Linked DNA regions of Homo sapiens: regions 2 and 3 are each linked to region 1. A link is a contact called in ENCODE Hi-C or POLR2A ChIA-PET data. All regions are on one chromosome and are shown on one strand. Each heading gives the region's core, a stretch centred on a gene start or an enhancer-like site at or near the end of the contact. The rest is flanking DNA. Distances are from core to core; before and after follow the strand shown.

Region 1 (3,482 bases), core at 381-2,880:
ATATCCAGGTGATGGGATTCACATTGAGACTTTTTACTATTTTGCAAATTGCATCAATAACCTGAGTCGATGGCACCGCTCCCCTGCTCGGAGATCTCCCATGGCCCCTGCCTCTCTGAGAAATGGCCAAAACCTCTTCTGGAAATGTGCCCAGCAGCCCTCACCTCCCAGATTCATCCCCTCTCCCTCCCATGTCTCTCTCTGTGCGCCAGACACCCTGGCCTGCTTGCAAGCTGCGTCAGGGCCTTTGCGTGTGCTGTTGCTGTTTCCTCTGCCTGGAGCGTTCTTCCCCAGAGATCTGGACAGCTCAATCCTTCACCTGTAAGTTCACTCAGATCTTAACTTCTCAACTGCCCGGGGCCCCAACCGGCTCCAAAACCCGTCTTACGCTGTGCGACTTCATCTTTTTACCCACACTGCATCTCCCTTTCTAACTTACTCTATAACTTACGTAAGTATTGGGCTTGTTGTTTATTGTCTGTTTCTCCCTGCCAAAACAGCAGTTCTGTGAGGGCTGAACTTTTTGTCATCCTGTTCACTGCCACATTATCAGGGTCTAGAGCAGTGTCTGGAACGCAGTAGGTGCTCAATAAATACTTGCTGGATGAACGAGTAACCAAAAGGACATTTGCTTCAATCAGATACACAACTTTATATGATAATAACTATGTTACATTTGAAAAGCACAACCATTGACACCAGCCTGGGCAACACACTGAAACCTCATCTCTGCAAAAAATACAAAAATTAGCTGGGTGTGGTGGTGTGTGCCTGTAGTCCCAGCCACTCTGGAGGCTGAGATGAGACGATCACCTGAGCCAGGGAGATTGAGGCTGGAGTGAGCCAAGATCAAGCCACTGTACTCCAGCCTGGGTGACAGTGTGAGATCCTGCAAAAAAAGAAGAAAGAAAAAGAAAGAAAAACGAAGGAAGGAAGGAAGGAAGGAAGGAAGGAAGGAAGGAAGGAAGGAAGGAAGGAAGGAAGGAAGGAAGGAAGGAAAGAAGGACCAAAAAAAAAGTTGGAAGTTGGAAGGAAATATTTCAGAATGTCACCAGTGATTGTCTCAGGCAATGGGATAGTGGGTGGTTTAAAATTCCTTCCATCCTTAGTTGCTTTCCAGATTCTCTACAGTGAGCATATCTTTGTCCTATAACATTTTTTGCAAAATTAAGTCTTACCATTGGAAATCAGTGCTCTCTGGACTTATTCAACAGGCATTTGCAGATCTATTTGAGCCCAAAAAGTCATAGTTCTGTAACCTTAACAAAGAGCTTGGAAGCTACTGTTCTGGTCCAAATATCACTCTACAGATGGGGAAACTGAGGCCCAGAGAGGGCAGCGCTTACCCATCTTAGACATATTTGTCATGACCCTAAGGAAGAGGGTCCCCTTATGAGGAGTGGGGAAAATCAAGGCCAATTCAGCTCAGGAATATTTTCTATCAGGTCAGGATATTCAGCTGGGGTCCTCATACCCCTCTGCTAGGGCTTGTCCTCCCTCGGTGTCCCACTGGGACCCGAGAATTCAGGGTCCTGCCCACTTCCAGGCCTGCCCGCAAAGACCTTCCCTGCAATACCGCAAATGGACGCCAGAGGACAGTGGTGACGCGCCTGAACCTCAGTTAGCAACTCAAAGGCCCGCTAAGCTCTGCGGGCCCTGGAGCACTTCAGCCTGGCTGGTCTCTGTGAGCGAAGAGGGAGCCGATGGCTCCGTTTGTAGGAACTCGGATTCCCGCGGGAATGTGGGCGGGAGGTGTCAGATCTGATTTTCCAAGGGAAACCAGAAATTCAGACTTTCATGTGGAATATCCTGGTTTTTAAATCACTGCCACTAAGAATTTAACAACTTGGGGAGGTGGAGGAGACCAAACGAAACTAAAAAAGAAGGCTGGGGCCGGGCGCGGTGGCTCACGCTGTATTCCCAGCATTTTGGGAGGCCGAAGTGGGCGGATCACGAGGTCAAGAGATGAGACCATCCTGGCCAACATGGTGAAACCCCGTCTCTACTAAAAATACAAAAATTAGCTGGGCGTGGTGGCGCGCGCCTGTAGTCCCAGCAACTCAGGAGGCTAGTTTATGAGACTCCGCCCCCAGCCCTCTAGGGAGGGGTGAAGTCAGATGTTAGAATTCTAATTGTTTTTAATTAAAAAAAAATTTTTTTAACCTGATCCCTTAGTCTGAGCAAAGGTGCCAGAAGAAGGCAAAAAGGTAGGGTCCCAGCCCCCTCCCATGGCCCATCCCACCGCCACTCCTTCATCCAGGTCTGCTCCATTTCCTATGTTTTATGTACCAGTGTTTCCTCATAACATGGGATTAAACAAAAACATTTTGTATAAGAATAGAGCTTGCAGAGCAAGCCACCACCGGGCGTGGTGGCTCATCCCTGTAATCCCAACACTTTGGGAGGCCGAGGCAGGCGGATCACCTGAGTTCAGGCGTTCGAGACCATCCTGGCCAACATGATGAAACCTTGTCTCTACTAAAAATACAAAAATTAGCCAGGTGTGGTGGCTCTGCCTGTAGTCCCAGCTACTCTGGAGCCTGGGCAGGAGAATCGCTTGAACCCGGGAGGTGGAGGTTGCAGTAAGCCAAGATCGTGCCACTACAGTCCAGCCTGGGTGACAGAGCAAGACTCTGTCTCAAAAAAAGAAAAAAAGAAAGAAAATTTAAAAAAAAAGTTTTGTAGCTTTTTAAATAAAAGTTTGAAACTTTTTTTATAAAAAGAGTTTGGACTTGGAGGACTCCTCTAGTCCAAGTGTGTGTGCCATTCTACAGATAGAGAGACTGAGAACCAGAGCACCTGCACTTGTCCTTGTGCAGGAGATGCTGTGCGACTGCAGGAGGAAAGGATGAGAGCAGCCTCAAGGTGAATGTGAGGTCAAGGTCATTTCTGGGGAAGAACCATTTCCTGTGCCTGTCCTGGACCCTTGTCCAGGAAGACCTCCTTCCGGGAGGGGGACAGAGAGTGGCATGAGGGTCCTTCAAGTCTGTCTTCCCCACCCCCGGGTGCACCTCCCACCCCACACCTCCCCATGCCCTGCCTGGGACCTGCAGGGCTTGCACCAATGGGCTTCCTTGTGCTTGGCTGCTGAGTAGCCCAGCCAGTGGGAGGCACAAGTGGGAGATAAAGGGTGGGAGGAGAGGGAGGTTGGGGTATTTGCCACCCCCTGGGCCCGTCCCTAATTTGGCTGCACCCCTCCAGGAAGGGCATAGCAGGCAGCCATATCCTCATTCCTCCCTCCCCTGACCCATTTCTGGAGCTCTGGCTACTCCCGCATGCTCCCTTCTTAATTTCCTTAGATGTCTGGAAACAGTCCCTTTTTAAAAACTCTCCTCAATTTACCCATTTTATTTTTGGGTTTTGGTGGTTTTTTGGGGTGGGTTTTTTTTTGGTTTTTTTTGAGACGAAGTCTCCCTGTATCACCCAGGCTGGAGTGCAGTGGCGCCATCTCGGCTCACTGCAACCTCCACCTCCCGGGTTCA
Region 2 (3,482 bases), core at 599-3,098, 240 kb after region 1:
CACTGCTGTCACTGCTGCTCAGTGAAGCCTATCTGATTGTAGCAGTCTCCTCAGCAGACTGAATGCCACAAACAGCGTAGCTTTCATTCATCTCTGTGGTCCTGTGCCTGGGGCTCACTGAATGATTGATTGTCACATCCCTGGCGAGGCTCAAAGTAAATTCCAGTGTTTGTCTGCTTTTGCAATAGGAACAAGAAATTGAAAGACTTAACAAACTATTGCGACAGCATGGACTTCTTGGTGAAGTGAACTAGACCCGGACCAGCTCCCCTCAAAAAGAAGACACTGTCTCATGGGCCTGTGCTGTCACGAGAGGAACAGCTGCCCCTCCTGGGCCGCTTGGTGAGAGGTTTGGTTTGATACCTCTGCCTCCCTCCTGCCAGCATGGATTCTGGGTGGACACAGCCTTGTGGAAGGTCCAGTACCACCAAGAGCTGCCCATCCACTCCCACCCCACACTGTATCAAATGTATCACATTTTCTCATGTTGAACACTTTAGCCTTAATTGAAAATGAGCAACAAAGCTGGACAATTGCTAGTTGTATATAAAATTTAATCTCACCGAATGTACAGTTTTCAAATTTCACGTGTATATTAAGGAACTGATGCATCTGAGCATTCTGAAAGAAAGAAAAAGAAGCTACTTTAGCTGCCACCCCATTCTAGAAAAGTCTCTTATTTTCAAGCTGTTCTAAATAGCTTCGTCTCAGTTTCCCCAAAAGGGGTACCCAGGCCCCTCCTCTGTGTGCCCCAGCTGCATCAGCCAGCTTCTAGGTGGCTCCATTGTTTTCTGCCACCTGACAACATTTTTCCTCAATTACTGTACAACTACTGTATAAAATAAAACAACTACTGTATAAAATAAACTCTCTCTTTTCCCTGGACCCTCCTACTGTATTCTTTCCTCTGTGGCACCCATACCAGCCTGCCAGTCGGAGAGCAAGCTAGCTACAGTGCCTGGTGCAGAAATGGCAATTAGACCCAAGACTCCACTATAATTAACAAGGTATTTGGGGGAAGATCCCCTTGTAAGGGCTGTGTGCTCTTCTCGCATGATTTTATCTAATATTTTGCTATTTTTTTGTACTCATTTCAACCGGACCCAAAAAGGAAAAAACCTGAACTGAGTATTTTTAAAATAAATAACTCAAAGCAGGGGATGAATGAACTGGCCAAATCCCCCTTGCCTCTGCTGCTTCAAGTCCTGTTCATGTTCTTTACCATCTCCCCAAAGACTTTTTGGGTTCTATCATCTATGACCTATGTGTTAAGCATATTCCCCATTCAAAAGTCAGATAGAATAACATTTCCAAAAGGAAAAAAGGCAGGAAGGGAGTGGAGAAGGGCAGTGTGCTGGTTTGGAGGCAACCTCAAAGGTTAGAAGTATAATAAGGCTAGGCATGGTGGCTCACACCTGTAATCCCAGCACTTTCAGAGGCCGAGGCAGGAGGAGCACCTGAGCCCAGGAGTTTGAGACCAGCCTGGTCAACACAGCAAGACCCCATCTCTACAAACTATATTAAAATTAGCCAGGTGTTGTGGTGTGCACCTGTAGTCCCAGCTATTAGGAGGCTGAGGTGGGTGGATTGCTTGAGCCCAGGAGGTCAAGGCTGCAGTGAGCCATGATCACACCACTGCACTCCAGCCTGGGCAACAAAGCGAGACCCTCAAAAAGTATAAAATGCAGTATCCCCTAGGGACTTCTAGCCCCACGTGCACACTTTCCAAAGGGGATGACCTCAGAGGAGGGGCGTAGTTTCCTCACTTACGTCAAACAAACGGGAAGAAGAAGTTAAAGGGCAGCCTGGCATTGATGGCTGGTGGAGCTCTGAAGCCTGCCTCTGCAGGTGCAGACACATCCACAAAAGTAACCGCAGTGGAAATAAGAATCGTCCTTTCATTTCCTGAGTTGGCCTGTAATAAACAGAGAGATGCAAGGCCCACCCTCCAGTGTGCTCCCAGAATGACAACAATGAGACACTTTTCATTCTCTTCCTCACCCAACTACTGTCAGTTCATGAATCTGATAGGTCCTGGAGCACTAATTGGCCATTAACTTGGATGAGAGAAACAATTTTACCAGGGTGTCTGATTAACACGTGAATATCATAATTTTCATGAGAATTTTAAAGATCCAATCTGAACCAGAATGCTAATGTAAGTAGAACCATCGTCAGTGTTTCTAAGAATGACTGCTGAAATATTTTATGAACCCCCATGGTTTAAATTATAATCTTTTTCACAAAGTAATACCTGTCACCTACCACACTTGAGTTGTGTCTAGACTTCTGTCTTAACCTATGCCTTTAAACTAGGTTAGGCCTACCTCAGGAAAGGAGGATGAAATTAGATTTGCAGTTACATTGACTATTTTGGCCTGTGGATTCAGCAGGGATCCGTATTTAGTCCACTTCACTTCTATAACCAAAGCCCCTGGGAGCTGGCAGGAATCCTGCAAAACAAAATGCTGTTAATCCATTAGAATCTTACAAAACTGCAAGTCAGACTTAATCTGCAGTTCAGAGTTTTAATTATAAAAGGTTTCACATATTACAAAATGTTCTGAACAAGAAAATGAATAGACTCTACAAGTTCAGATAAAAACAGCTTAGAGAATATACGTGTTTTAAAGTAACTCAATGCCCCAAAAATATTTTTAACAGCTGAAGCGTAATTTTTCCATCTCCTCCTATTTCTAAAAATGCCGACATCACCTGAAACTGCGGTAGTGCCAATACCCAACTGTGGACCATTTAGGGCCATAACTGCTCTAACTTCATCTACCTGTTTATAGCGGCCTCACAGACTTCAGGAAAGAAACTGGTGGGAGGGATGGAGGGGGAGAAATAATTATTAGCAGACAAAACCTGATTGCATGTCATGTTAAAATGCTCTAAGGGGAAATTTAAGTGCTTTCTTTTCATTTACCTAATTTCATCAATTGGCAATTAAGATGTGACATCTAGGTAATCCAGGCAGTGTCCGTATGTTGTCAAAGACATCAACTCTTCAACTGCATCAGGAACACTGCTGGTGCCACGAAGGAGCTGAGCTGCCCCTTTGGTTGGCTGCTTTGGCAGCCAGCTCTAAGGCCTCTGACCCAAGGGAAAAAGGGGCCGTGGGCTTTCCAGGGCTTTTTCCTGCCTTGGCAGTCTCTCCGGTTGGCAAATGTGGTAACTGTTGAAGCTGCAGGCTGGGTACGTGGGGACTCCATGGTACTATTCTACTTTTGTGTGTGTCTGACATTTTTTCATTAAAAAAAAAAAGCTTTAAAATACATCTCTTCAGGATATGAAAACCTCACAGGCCTGCTAAATTTGGTGGCTGCGAAAAAAGCACTGATGGAATTCCTTAGCTTGGAACCGCCTTTAAAAACCATGCAGACTGAACAATCCTCTCGAATACCCTGTTCTTAGGAGACAATGCAGCATGCAGCTGGTGGAAACTGAGTTTAGCAGGTGCTCGTGCCTGCCTCTACCTG
Region 3 (3,482 bases), core at 713-3,212, 160 kb after region 1:
AAATAGTTTTTTTAAGCAACTTTATTATGTAATTTCATTCCATAAAATTATTCTGTTAAAAGTGTACAATTCAGCGATTTGTAGTAAATTTATAGAGTTATGCGACCATCACCATAGTCCCCAGGCAACCACTAATCTACTTTTTGTCTTTTCTAGAGAATATTGCATGCAAATGGAATCTTGCAATACGTAAATAATTAGTTTTTGAAATTATTATAGTTTTTCTCCTTCTGGCATATCCACACCCAGGAAGAATGGCAATAACTTTCCTAAAACTAAAATGTGCTGAACAAAGATTATTTTTACAGTATTTTACACATTTTGTGACCCATTTTGGATTGTTTAATTAAAGGTATACTTCGATTTGACTATTGACAAAACACAGTTCTTAAAGCTTTGAAAATAGGCTGGGCACAGTGGCTCACGCCTGTAATCCCAGCACTTTGGGAGGCCACAGCGGGTGGATCACAAGGTCAAGAGATCAAGACCGTCCTGGCCAACATGAGGAAACCTCATCTCTACTAAAAATACAAAAATTAGCCAGGCGTGGTGGCAGATGCCTGTAGTCCCAGCTACTCAGGAGGCTCAGGCAGGAGAATCACTTGAACCCAGGAGTCGGAGGTTGCAGTGAGCCAAAATCACACCACAGTAGTCCAGCCTGGGTGGCAGAGTGAGACTCCGTCTCAAAAAAAAAAAAAAAAAAAAGCTTTGAAAATATCAGTTCAGTAAAGGGTTTCAAGTCAGAAAAGGTTTTGAATCTTTACCTTCACCTTCCTTTTGTGCTCATCATTGCTGCCAGGACGGGTTTCAGGTTTGGAGTGAAGAGGTGGTTAAGGAACTTCAGGTACTTGGCATTTGCTAATATGATTATAGGGATATCAGCAAAGGGTTGTCCCTGTGGCCCTCCCCTAGACCACATCGTAACCTAGAGTCTCCAGATGCAGTGTTTTTCCATCTCAATTCACATAGATATGTTGAGCTAGCACATTTGTTAGAAGTGCATCCTAGAAAGATTATATTCACAAACTGAGCCCTTCTACTACCACCCTTTCCCACAACTGGATGTTTGCTTGGTCTGTGACCTTGAGATCCAGCTGATAAGATGGGGTGGCAGGAATCATCAGGGACAAAAATTCTATGGGTTCTGGACTGACTGATAGCATTGAACTTGTACATGAAAGGTATTCAATATTAACAGTGATTCTGTGTCAGAGAAGTACCAGTAAGCCAGTTACTACTCCTTAGGTAGTGAAATGCAAGGCAGGTGTGATGGGTTTTTTTTGTTTGTTTTTGAGACAGAGCCTTAGGCTGGAGTGCAGAGGTGGGATCATAGCTTACTACCACCTGTAATTTCTGGGTTTAAGCAATCCTTTCACCTCAGCCTCCCTAAGTGCTGGGATTACAGTCATGAGCCACCACACCCAGCCAACACTGTGTTTTGGATACTTATTCCAAGTGTTACTCTTGAGTTTTTTGTTTTTTGTTTTTTTTTTTTTTTTTGAGACGGAGTCTCGCTCTGTCGCCCAGGCTGGAGTGCAGGGCGCGATCTCGCCTCACTGCAAGCTCCGCCTCCTGGGTTCACGCCATTCTCCTGCCTCAGCCTCCCGAGTAGCTGGGACTACAGGCGCCCGCCACTACGCCCGGCTAATTTTTTGTATTTTTAGTAGAGGCGGGGTTTCACTGTGTTAGCCAGGATGGTCTCGATCTCCTGACCTCATGATCCGCCCGCCTCTGCTTCCCAAAGTGCTGGGATTACAGGCGTGAGCCACCGTGCCTGGCCTGCTCTTGAGTTAAAGGATTCCTTTTACATAGCTGTTAGCCCAGCAAATACTTTTCATGTTTGCACTGATGAATTCAAATCCAGTTGACCTCATTTTTGTGACGTGTATCCTAATGTAATGATACTGGCTGCATCAGTTTCGGTTTCTACTTAATGCAGAGGCCTTTAAAAAATGACTTAGAAGATCAGTGTTGGTTGGTATCAGTTTCGACTCCTGTTTGGTCATCAACACAATTTGTAGATCTTATGCTCAAGCTTCCTCTCTCTCATCAGGCAGATATAATTTGCCATCCAGTCTACTTGTGGGCATGAAAGTGCCCTTGACATAGGTGGCTTTTGGTTGAAGGCTTGCAGACATTTAATATATATATAAAATACTTAACTAATTTTATTAAAATGAAAAGTTGTATTCAAATGTTGATTTTCATGGGACAATTTAAAAACCACTGCCTGTTTTCCAGGTACATAAGTACTTTATACTACCATTTCTTTTTTTTTTTTTTTTAACTTTGTAAATGTGATGGAAAGGCTGAGGTATATGTTGTTGGGTAAAACATGAGTGTTTGTTGATCTGTTTCTGCTGCCGTAGCTGTCTGATGTACAGTAATGCGAAACCGCATTACAGGTTATGGCTCAGAATCTTAGGATTTGGAAGCTAGGCGATTACCCTGGCTAAACCTTTCAGGAGCCAGATGTTCCTAGTGGTCTGAGGTAGCCTTAGGGAGGAAATGAAGAGAGAATAGAAAGAGGCAGGCCCACGCTTAAAGTGCTGAGAGGGAAAAGGAGGAAACAAACTGATTTTTGATGGAGAAGCCAGCAGGAATCAGCAGGAGAAGCTGGAGTATGTGGCATAACTAAAGAATCAAAGCCGGGGCGTGGTAGCTCACGCCTGTAATCCCAGCACTTTGGGAGGCCAAGGTGGGTGGATCACTTGAGGTCAGGAGTTCAACCTGATCACAAGAGGTCAGGAGGTCTGACCAACATGGGGAAAACCCATCTCTATTAAAAATACAAAAATTAGCTGTGGTGGTGCACACCTGTAGTCGCGGACACTCAGGAGATTGAGGCAGGAAAATCACTGGAACCTGGGAGACCATGGTTGCAGTGAGCCAAGATTGCGTCGCTTCATTCCCCCTAGGTGATGCAGTGAGACCCCACCTCAAAAAAAGTATCCAGAAGTGAAGCTGACCTTGGGGAAAGAGGAAGTCACTGTCACTGGGGAGCTAAGACAGCAGCTCTGTTTTTATAATACAGGTTAAGTATTCCTTACCGGGAATGCTTGGCACTAGAAGTGTTGCAGGTTTTTTGTTTTTGTTTTTAATTTTGGAATATTTGTGTTATAATTACTGGTTAAACATCCCTAATCCAAAAATCTGAAATCCAGAATGCTCCAGTGAGCATTTCCTTTGAGCATCATGTGAGTGCTCAAAAAGTTCCAAATTTTGGAGCATCTTGGATTAAGGATACTCATCCTGTGGTGGTAGTAGTAGTAGTATTGCTGTTGGAAATGGGAGTTGGTGGTTTTTGGAGATTGCCCTTCAGCCTTTCGTAAGAAGGAGTTTGCTTTTTTTTGAGACGGAGTTTCACTCTTGTTGCCCATGCTGGAGTGCAATGGTGCGATCTTGGCTTACTGCAACCTCTGCCTCCCAGGTTCAAGCAATTTTCCTTCCTCAGCCTGGCGGGAGAAGTTTGTTAAACTTTC

The links. A loop is a pair of places that touch in the nucleus more often than their neighbours do. ChIA-PET counts read pairs that join two places held with the same protein, here RNA polymerase II (POLR2A). Pooled maps may share reads with other maps.
Region 2: a loop to region 1 is called in a pooled map, with 2.9 times the contacts of the local background. The contact joins two enhancer-like sites. A Hi-C loop is called at or near these places in 3 of 168 maps with a recorded cell type or tissue (heart right ventricle and psoas muscle) and 5 of 50 pooled maps. POLR2A ChIA-PET finds 5 or more read pairs at or near these places in 1 of 52 experiments (activated T-cell).
Region 3: a loop to region 1 is called in a map of CD4-positive, alpha-beta T cell, with 2.2 times the contacts of the local background. The contact joins two enhancer-like sites. A Hi-C loop is called at or near these places in 2 of 168 maps with a recorded cell type or tissue (A673 and CD4-positive, alpha-beta T cell), 5 of 37 single-sample maps with no recorded cell type and 8 of 50 pooled maps. POLR2A ChIA-PET finds 5 or more read pairs at or near these places in 1 of 52 experiments (OCI-LY7).

The regions. Positions count from the first base shown.
Region 1 is chr12:110,886,304-110,889,785 of GRCh38, reverse strand. The region is part of intron 8 of CCDC63 (coiled-coil domain containing 63); the gene reads right to left. Among named protein-coding and RNA genes, the nearest start is that of MYL2, 33 kb to the left of the region's middle. Within about 2 kb of position 1,630, at least 10 of the 41 ENCODE cell types and tissues checked have a DNase peak (open chromatin) inside an H3K27ac peak, as active enhancers do.
Region 2 is chr12:110,646,182-110,649,663 of GRCh38, reverse strand. It overlaps TCTN1 (tectonic family member 1), which reads right to left. Exons shown (of 15, transcript NM_001082538.3): 13 at 2,328-2,468; 14 at 1,771-1,915; 15 at 234-621. The coding sequence ends at 1,772. It overlaps HVCN1 (hydrogen voltage gated channel 1), which reads left to right. Exons shown (of 8, transcript NM_032369.4): 8 at 189-978. The coding sequence ends at 254. Among named protein-coding and RNA genes, the nearest start is that of TCTN1, 34 kb to the right of the region's middle. RefSeq lists an enhancer at 1,601-1,660. Within about 2 kb of position 1,848, at least 4 of the 41 ENCODE cell types and tissues checked have a DNase peak (open chromatin) inside an H3K27ac peak, as active enhancers do.
Region 3 is chr12:110,726,416-110,729,897 of GRCh38, reverse strand. All of the region lies in intron 3 of PPP1CC (protein phosphatase 1 catalytic subunit gamma), which reads left to right. Among named protein-coding and RNA genes, the nearest start is that of PPP1CC, 15 kb to the left of the region's middle. Within about 2 kb of position 1,962, at least 3 of the 41 ENCODE cell types and tissues checked have a DNase peak (open chromatin) inside an H3K27ac peak, as active enhancers do.